Linked DNA regions of Homo sapiens: region 1 is linked to region 2. Evidence: chromatin contacts called from ENCODE Hi-C or POLR2A ChIA-PET data. All regions are on one chromosome and are shown on one strand. The core of a region is the stretch at or near the end of the contact, and the rest is flanking DNA. Distances in the headings are between cores, read along the strand shown.

Region 1 (3,870 bases), core at 1,371-3,870, 84 kb after region 2:
CAATGGCTGAACTAATTTACATTCCCACCAGCAGTGTATAAGTGTTCCTTTTCTCCACAGCCTCACCAACATCTGTTATTTTTTGACTTTTTAAAAATAGCCATCCTGACTGGTTTGAGATGGTATCTCATTGTGGTTTTAATTTGCATTTCTCTAATGATTAGTGGTGCTGAGCATTTTTTGTATGTTTCTTGGCCGCGTGTACGTCTTCTTTTGAAATGTGTCTGTTTATGTTCAATGCCCACGTTTTAACGGAGTTGTTTGTTTTTTGCTTGTACATGTGTTTAAATTCCCTATAGATTCTGGATATTAGACCTTTGTGAGATACATAGTTTGTAAATATTTTCTCCCATTCTGTAGGTTATCTCTTTACTCTGCTGATAATTTCTTTTGCTGTGCAGAAGCTCTTTAGTTTAATTAGATCCCATTTGTCAGTTTTTGGTTTTGTTGTGATTTGTTTTTGGCATCTTCATCATGAAATATCTGCCAGATCCTATGCCCAGAATCATATTGTCTAGGTTATCTTACAGGTATCATATTTTTATAGTTTTATATTTTAGGTTTTACATTTAAGTCTTCAACCCATTGTGAGTTGATTTTTACAGATGGTGTAAGGAAGGGGTCCAGTTTCAATCTTTTGCATACAGCTAGCCAGTTATCCCAGTACCATTTATTGACTGGGAAGTCCTTTCCCTGTTGCTTGTTTTTGTTAACTTTGTCAAAGTTCGGATGGCTGCAGGTATGCAGCATTATTTCTGAGCTCTCTATTTTGTTCTATTGGTCTATGAGTCTGTTTTTGTACCAAAGCCATGCTGTTTTGGTTACTGCAGCCCTGTGGTATAGTTTGAAGTCATGGCTCCCTTTTTTTACTCTTCTTTTTTCTTTCTCAGAGAAGAGCAGGTAACAATGTGGGGTTAAAGGTGAGCAGGTGGGTTAGAGTAGTGGAGCTAAAGGCAGATAGAGGTCTTGATCCAATTATCCTCATTCCCTTCATTTGTCCAACCTTGCACACTCCTGTATGCAGGGCCTTTGTAAGCTTCACCTTCTGTACAGGTGCCCAGCAACTGTCAAACCAGCCAGGGCTTAACATGAGCATGGGCATTCCCTATGGACTGGCTGGGACACACCCACATCCTTAGATTACACATTTTGCCTGTAACATAGATAAACTCATTACTAGGTATATAATTCTGTTTTGTTTTGTTTTGGTTTGTTTTGCTTTGTTTTGTTTTGCTTTGCTTTGTTTTTGGGACAGGGTCTCATTCTGTCAAACAAGCTGGAGTGCAGTGGCACAATCACCACTCACTGCAGCCTGGACTTTCCTGGGCTCAGGTGATCTTCCCACCTGAGCCTACTGAGCAGCTGGGACTACAGGTGTGTATCACCACTCCCAGTCAAGTTTTTTTTTTGTATGTGTGTTTTTTATAGAGACAGTGTTTCACCATGTTCCCCAGGCTGGTCTCAAACTTCTGGGCTCAAGCAATCTGCCTGCCTTGACCTCCCAAAGTGCTGGGATTTCAGGTGTGAGGCCCTGTACCCAGCTCAATTCTGTTTTTATACTAGAAGAACATTCTCTATCTGGGTCTTCCAGACTTGATTCTTACTGGTTAATTTGTCCTGGTCTTTTGCTGGTCCAAGAAAATATCTTGAAATCTTTATTTCTTCTCCGTTCCCTCCTTGTCCTAGGACAGACTAGCCCTATCCCTTCCCTGAATTAAGTCTGAGTATAATCGGTCTTTGAGTGTGGAATAGCTCCTAGCAGTCTATCAGTCAATGGTTTCTCTTTGTGGTCACACTCTATGTTTATTCTGGAGACTACAGCATGGAAAGAAAATGGACTTTGGAGTCAGATGAATCTTGATTCGAATCTTGATTCAAATCTTGGCAGTGCCATTCATCAGCTCTGTGGCATTGAGCGCCATCAGTGGACCACTCTCTGATCCCCAATTGCCTTATCTGTAAAATGAGATTAGACACCCCTGCTCAAGATTATGGTAGGATTATATATAATATGTGTAACACAGCTTTCCCAGTGCCTGGTACAAGGTAAGTGTCCAATAAGAACTTACAAATGTTCCTGAGCCACCCTACTGGGTCCCTCCGCACATCCAATGCTGGACTCTTCATGCCCAAGGAAACATATAGGGCACAAAAGTCAGTGGCACTGAGCTCAGCAGAAGAAGGCACAGGAAGGGGATGGGGGAGTCCTGGTTCCCGCTTTGTTCTTGGGGCCAGGACTGTGGCCAGCCTGGAAAGACTGGCATGAACCCTCCAGCATCTGGGGGTGCCAACCACCAAGAGCAGCACAGTTCTTGTCTACAAGCCACTTGTAGCAGGTGTGAACATTTCATCTTTTCCTCTGGGGTTTGCAACTCTCTCCCCAGTCTCGGTCACTGCTTTTGGCTGTACCACTTCCCTTTTCTTCTCGCCTGCACCTCCCTCATCTTTCCTCTATGATGACATCGCCCTGGGGAAGAGAAGCTGAGAGGAACTCCTCACTCAGCTAGCTTCAGGAGCCATGACATCATCTCTACCATGGAAATTCCACTCACTCTCCTGTGCCCCCACATTTGTCCTAGGCCTCAGAGTCCCTATAAAGAGAGATTCCCAACTCAGTATCAGCACAGGACACAGCTAGGTTCTGAAGCTTCTGAGTTCTGCAGCCTCACCTCTGAGAAAACCTCTTTGCCACCAATACCATGAAGCTCTGCGTGACTGTCCTGTCTCTCCTCGTGCTAGTAGCTGCCTTCTGCTCTCTAGCACTCTCAGCACCAAGTAAGTCTACTTTTGCAGCTGCTATTTCGAGTCAAGGTGTAGGCAGAGTCCTTTTTTCTAGTCATGGCTGGCAAACAGTGGGATCTGGGGATGGGACAAAAGGCAGCTAGGAAGATTGCCATGTAGTCTGCTGCTAAATGTAGAGTCTAGTAGATATTCAGTAACATTCAAGTTCCTATTTTCTTAAGAATTAGCAACCAGCAGAGGAAAACGATGGGCTGGAAGTCAGACTGTTGAATTGGCTCTGCCTTTAATTATTTGTTCAAGCAAGCCCCTGTCCCTCTCTGTGCCTTGGTTTCCCCATCTGTCATATGAAGGGAGTGCGATGTGTTCTGAGACTGAATCCAGTTCCAATCTTCTAGATTTCTTTCTCGTTCTTCTCTGAAGATCCACTATTCAGAATAAGACTCCTGCTCATGTTAGGTGGGAATGGATACAAGGGACCATATTTGGGGTTCTGGTAGCTCCACAGGGATGCTCAATGAAGATGCAAAATTAGAAGTCAAAATAAACAGCTCCCATGGGCAGTGTTGATCTCACCCTGGCCTTTCCTTTCAGTGGGCTCAGACCCTCCCACCGCCTGCTGCTTTTCTTACACCGCGAGGAAGCTTCCTCGCAACTTTGTGGTAGATTACTATGAGACCAGCAGCCTCTGCTCCCAGCCAGCTGTGGTGTGAGTATCAACCCCTGGCTGCCCTGGGAGGCAAGGGTGAGGGCTGGATTTTTAAAGGGGGCCTGTTTTGGGGAGGGGGTGATGAGCGTTGGGGAGGCAGCTCTCAGGGCTGAAGCCTTCCCTGACAGCAGTGAGGTCACAGGTCATGAACTCACTTTTCAAGTGCTGAAGGCGGCTGAGTGGCAGCCGAGACAGAAGGGGGTTCCTGGGGAGGAAGTTATTCAGAGGACAGGGAAGCAGGGGAAGGCAGACAGGTCCCGTGAGATATGGACCAATTCCTTAAACCATGCTAGAAAAACATGTGGAAAAGTCACTACCAGGCTGGCAGGGAATGGGGCAATCTATTCATACTGATTGCAATGCCCACTGGTTCCTAATCTGGGCAACCCCTGGGGCCCACAGCTAAATCCAGTGAGTGGAAG
Region 2 (3,811 bases), core at 72-2,571:
CCCCTGTCTGCCTAGGGATTTGTCTGCCTCCTGTAGCTATCACTGCTCCATCTCCAGGTGCCCTGGTCCCTTCTTCAGACTGAGTCATCCTTCCTGGGTGCTTGCAAATTTAGCACCTCCAAAGATTCTGAGATGCCAATGTGAACTAACTACCAGGGGTGTTCAGTCTGAGCCCTTCTCTTGGCTTGCCTAGTATTTCTTTGCTGCTAGGGTATATTGTCTTGTCCAGGCCCCCCATAGATGGTCATGAGTGCTTGTCACAGCTCCAACCACCAATGACAAAGCAGGCTTTGTATTCGTCTCCTTCTTCTTCTTCTTTTTTTTCTTTTTCTGAGACAGAGTCTTGCTCTGTTGCCCAGGCTGGAGTGCAATGGTGCGATCTTGGCTCACCACAACCTCTGCCTCCCGGGTTCAAGCAATTCTCCTGCCTCAGCCTCCCAAGTAGCTGGGACTACAGGCGTGTGCCACCATGCCCAGTTAATTTTTGTATTTTTAGTAGAGACAGGGTTTCTCTATGTTGGCCAGGCTGGTCTCGAAATCCTGACCTCATGATTCACCTGCCTTGGCCTCCCAAAGTGCTGGGATTACAGACGTGAGCCACCGTGTCTGGCCTCACCTCCTTTGACTGTCATTGGGGTTTTACCTCCACATCTCTTTCACTGAGATTCTGTAATTTGGGGAGGAGAGAGGGCAGGCATCCTACTCAGGCTTGTGTGGAACATTTAGTGTTCTTCTCTTGTTATTTTGTTCACTCTTTAGCTCACTGAAGCAGCATTTCCTCTAGGAACCTCTGAGTACAAAGCAGAGGTCAGAGACCACCAGGCATCAGGGTAGACTCTGTCTCTCAACCTTCTAGGCCCTCAGCCAGCTTGCAACCTTTGAACACCCATCTTCTCAGGGAGTGACTTCACTACCCACCTGTTACTGCCCCTGCAGTTAAGCGGCAGCCCGAATTTCATACCTGCATAGGGATCTCAGCTGGGGGGTTGGTCAGCGGCTTCCAAGCACACTTTCAACATCTCTCCCAGAAGCTCTTCAAATCCTCTTGTCACTGAACCTCCAGGAGGCCCCAGATGGCCCCCAGCACACTACACCTGGCTTCATAGCTTACGCATTCACTCTGATTTTCTAAATGACACAGAGACGATTCATTTCTTTGGCCACTTTTCCTAAAGGTACCAGGAACATCCATGCCTTGTTGGGATTAGCAAAGTGCTAAAAAGTGTTCTTAAATGTCTCATGTTTGGCGATTACATCTCCAAGAAACCACTACTGTAATTAGAGAGAAACCAGCTGTGAGATAGAACAGGAACTGGCTCACCTGGGGGCACTCCCTGGAGACCTCGTATTTGTGTATACTTCCTGCCCTACTGTTTCTGCTCTGCCTTCCTTTCTGGTGACATTGAGGGTACAAATTGTTCCAGGTGTGTGCAGCACATCAAAGCCTAACTGGAAGAAGGCACAGTCTTCATTTTGGTGGCTTTTATCACCATGAGGATGAGGTGACCTGTGCTCACAGTCCTCCTTTCAGGATCGAGGGGAGCAGAGAAGTTTCCAGGCCGAGCCGTAGGCCTGGGGATCATCTGACACAGAGGCAGGCTGTGTCCCCACTGCATTCATCAGACCCACTTCCTTTGACCTACAAGAGGGATCACCCTGCATTTTCCATCCTTCTCATCAGATTGGGTTGGGTCTGACCGAAGTTGGATGTGGAGAGTAGGGTCACTCCTCTAGGTGGGGGATGTGCCCTCCATGTGGGAATCCAAGAGGGAGCAGCTCTGAGGTGAACACAAGGTATGTGCAGGGTGGGAAGATGGCTTGCTCTGAGCAGAGATTTTATAATATCTTCTTATGAGATGGAAAGAAGGGGGTTATGACAACGCAAATTTCATTCCTGCCAAGACTCTACAGACTTCAGAGCAGAGAGAATATTCTCCCAAGGGCCAGACTGTGAAAATGGGGAACTTAGAGTGAGAGTGGAATTGAAGAAGCTGAGGGAAGAACACAGAAGCGTGAAGGAAGAAATGGGACTCCTGCTGACAGTGAGGGCTCCTCATTGGCCAGCAGATCAGCATGCTGGTATTGCTGGTCTCTCCAGCCCACCATGACGTTATCGCATCATTCTGACTCTGCAGGACAGGCACAGCTGCTGTCTTCCTTACAGCCGAAGTCTTCCTCGGACTTAGTGAGGAAGGAACAGAGCACAACCAAAAAGCTTTCCATCTTATAGCCCAATGTCCTATGTCTTGCTCTATTTGGTTCATTAAATCTGATTCATCCAGACTATCTTGTGAAGTTTGTATCTTTCTTTGACATCAGTTATGATCCTCAGATGTCTTGGAAGCCCCCAGGAGCTCATGCTCCCCTGGAGATAGCAGCTTCTGTGGCTACTCAAATGTAATTTAGGGGAAAGGCTAAAATAAGTGAAGTCCTTACTTGTGCCCTTCCTGGCAATTTTGATGGGGGATGGGGCATACCACAGAACAGCCCAGCCTCTGTCTGTGGTACCCTGAGGCTTTCCTGCTCCAGGCTTTAGTGCCCCTTCCTATGCCAAAACAAACATGCCAGGATTTCTCCCCAGGATTGCTCACAATCTTTATAGCCACTGTTCGGGGTTCCAGGGAATATCCAAAGAAGCTATGAGTAACCTCATGACGATGGAAGTAGAGTGGCCTTGCTAACTGCTGACCTCCTTCTCCAGGAGGAACGGTTACACCTGCAGTTGACTCTAGCTTTAACGGCTGAGAGAATAAACACAGGCACACCTCATTTTATTGCTACCTCACTTTGTTGCACTTCACAGATACTGCACTTTTTTACAAATTGAAGGTTTGTGGCAACCTTGCATTGAGCAAGTCCATCAGTACTATTTTTTCCCAACAGCATGTGTTTACTCTGTGTCTCCAGTAATTCTCTCAATATTTCAAATTTTTCATTACTATTATGTGTTATGGTGGTCTGGGGTTAGTGATCTTTGATGTTATTATTGTAATTGTTTTGGGGTATCACAAACCATGCTCATGTAAGACAGTGTACTTAACCCATAAATGCTGTGTGTGTTCGGACTGCTCCACACACCAGCTGTTCTCCCATCTCTCCCCTTCTCCTCAGACCTCCTTATTCCCTTAAACACAAAAATATTGAAATGAGGCCAATGAATAACCCTACAATGACCTCTAAGTGTTCAAGTGAAAGGAAGAGTCTCACATCTCTTACTTTAAATCAAAAGTTAGAAATGCATAAGCTTACTGAAGAAGGCATGTTGAAAGCTGAGACAGGCTGAAAGCTAAGCCTCTTGCACCTGAGAGTCAAGTTGTGAATGCAAAGGAAAAGTTCCTGAAGGAAATTAAAAGTGTTACTCCAGTGAATATACAAATGATACAAAAGCAAAGCAGTCTTAACTGCTGATATGGAGGAAGTTCGAGTGTCCTGGATAGAAGATCAAACCAGCCACAACATTCCCTTAAGCCAAAACCTAATCAAAGCCCTACCTGTCTTCAACTCTGTCAAGGCTGAGAGAAGTAAGGAGGCTGCAGAAGATAAGTTTGAAGCCAGCAGAGATTGGCTCATGAGGTTTAAGGGAAGAAGATAGAGATGTACAAGTCGTCTCCATAACATAAAAGTGCAAGGTGAAACAGTAAGTGCTGATGGAGAAGCTGCAGCAAGTTATTCAGAACATCTGGCTAAGATCATTGATGAAGGTGGCTATACTAAAGAACAGATTTTCAGTGAAGACAAAAGAGCCTTCTGTTGGAAGAAGATGCAATCTAGGAATATTTTATTGCTAGAAAGAACTCAATGCCTGGCCTCA

Evidence for each region. Hi-C counts contacts between places; a loop is a spot of excess contacts on that map. ChIA-PET counts read pairs that join two places held with the same protein, here RNA polymerase II (POLR2A). Pooled maps may share reads with other maps.
Region 1: a pooled map shows a loop between it and region 2 (3-fold over the local background). The contact joins the promoter of CCL4L2 here to the enhancer-like site in region 2. A Hi-C loop is called at or near these places in 2 of 37 single-sample maps with no recorded cell type and 3 of 50 pooled maps. POLR2A ChIA-PET finds 5 or more read pairs at or near these places in 2 of 52 experiments (IMR-90 and Panc1).

What each region holds. Positions count from the first base shown.
Region 1 is chr17:36,208,443-36,212,312 of GRCh38, forward strand. It overlaps CCL4L2 (C-C motif chemokine ligand 4 like 2), which reads left to right and starts at 2,621. Exons shown (of 3, transcript NM_001291468.2): 1 at 2,621-2,775; 2 at 3,334-3,448. The coding sequence starts at 2,700.
Region 2 is chr17:36,126,075-36,129,885 of GRCh38, forward strand. All of the region lies in intron 2 of LOC101927369 (a long non-coding RNA gene), which reads right to left. Among named protein-coding and RNA genes, the nearest start is that of CCL4, 24 kb to the left of the region's middle. Within about 2 kb of position 1,322, at least 4 of the 41 ENCODE cell types and tissues checked have a DNase peak (open chromatin) inside an H3K27ac peak, as active enhancers do.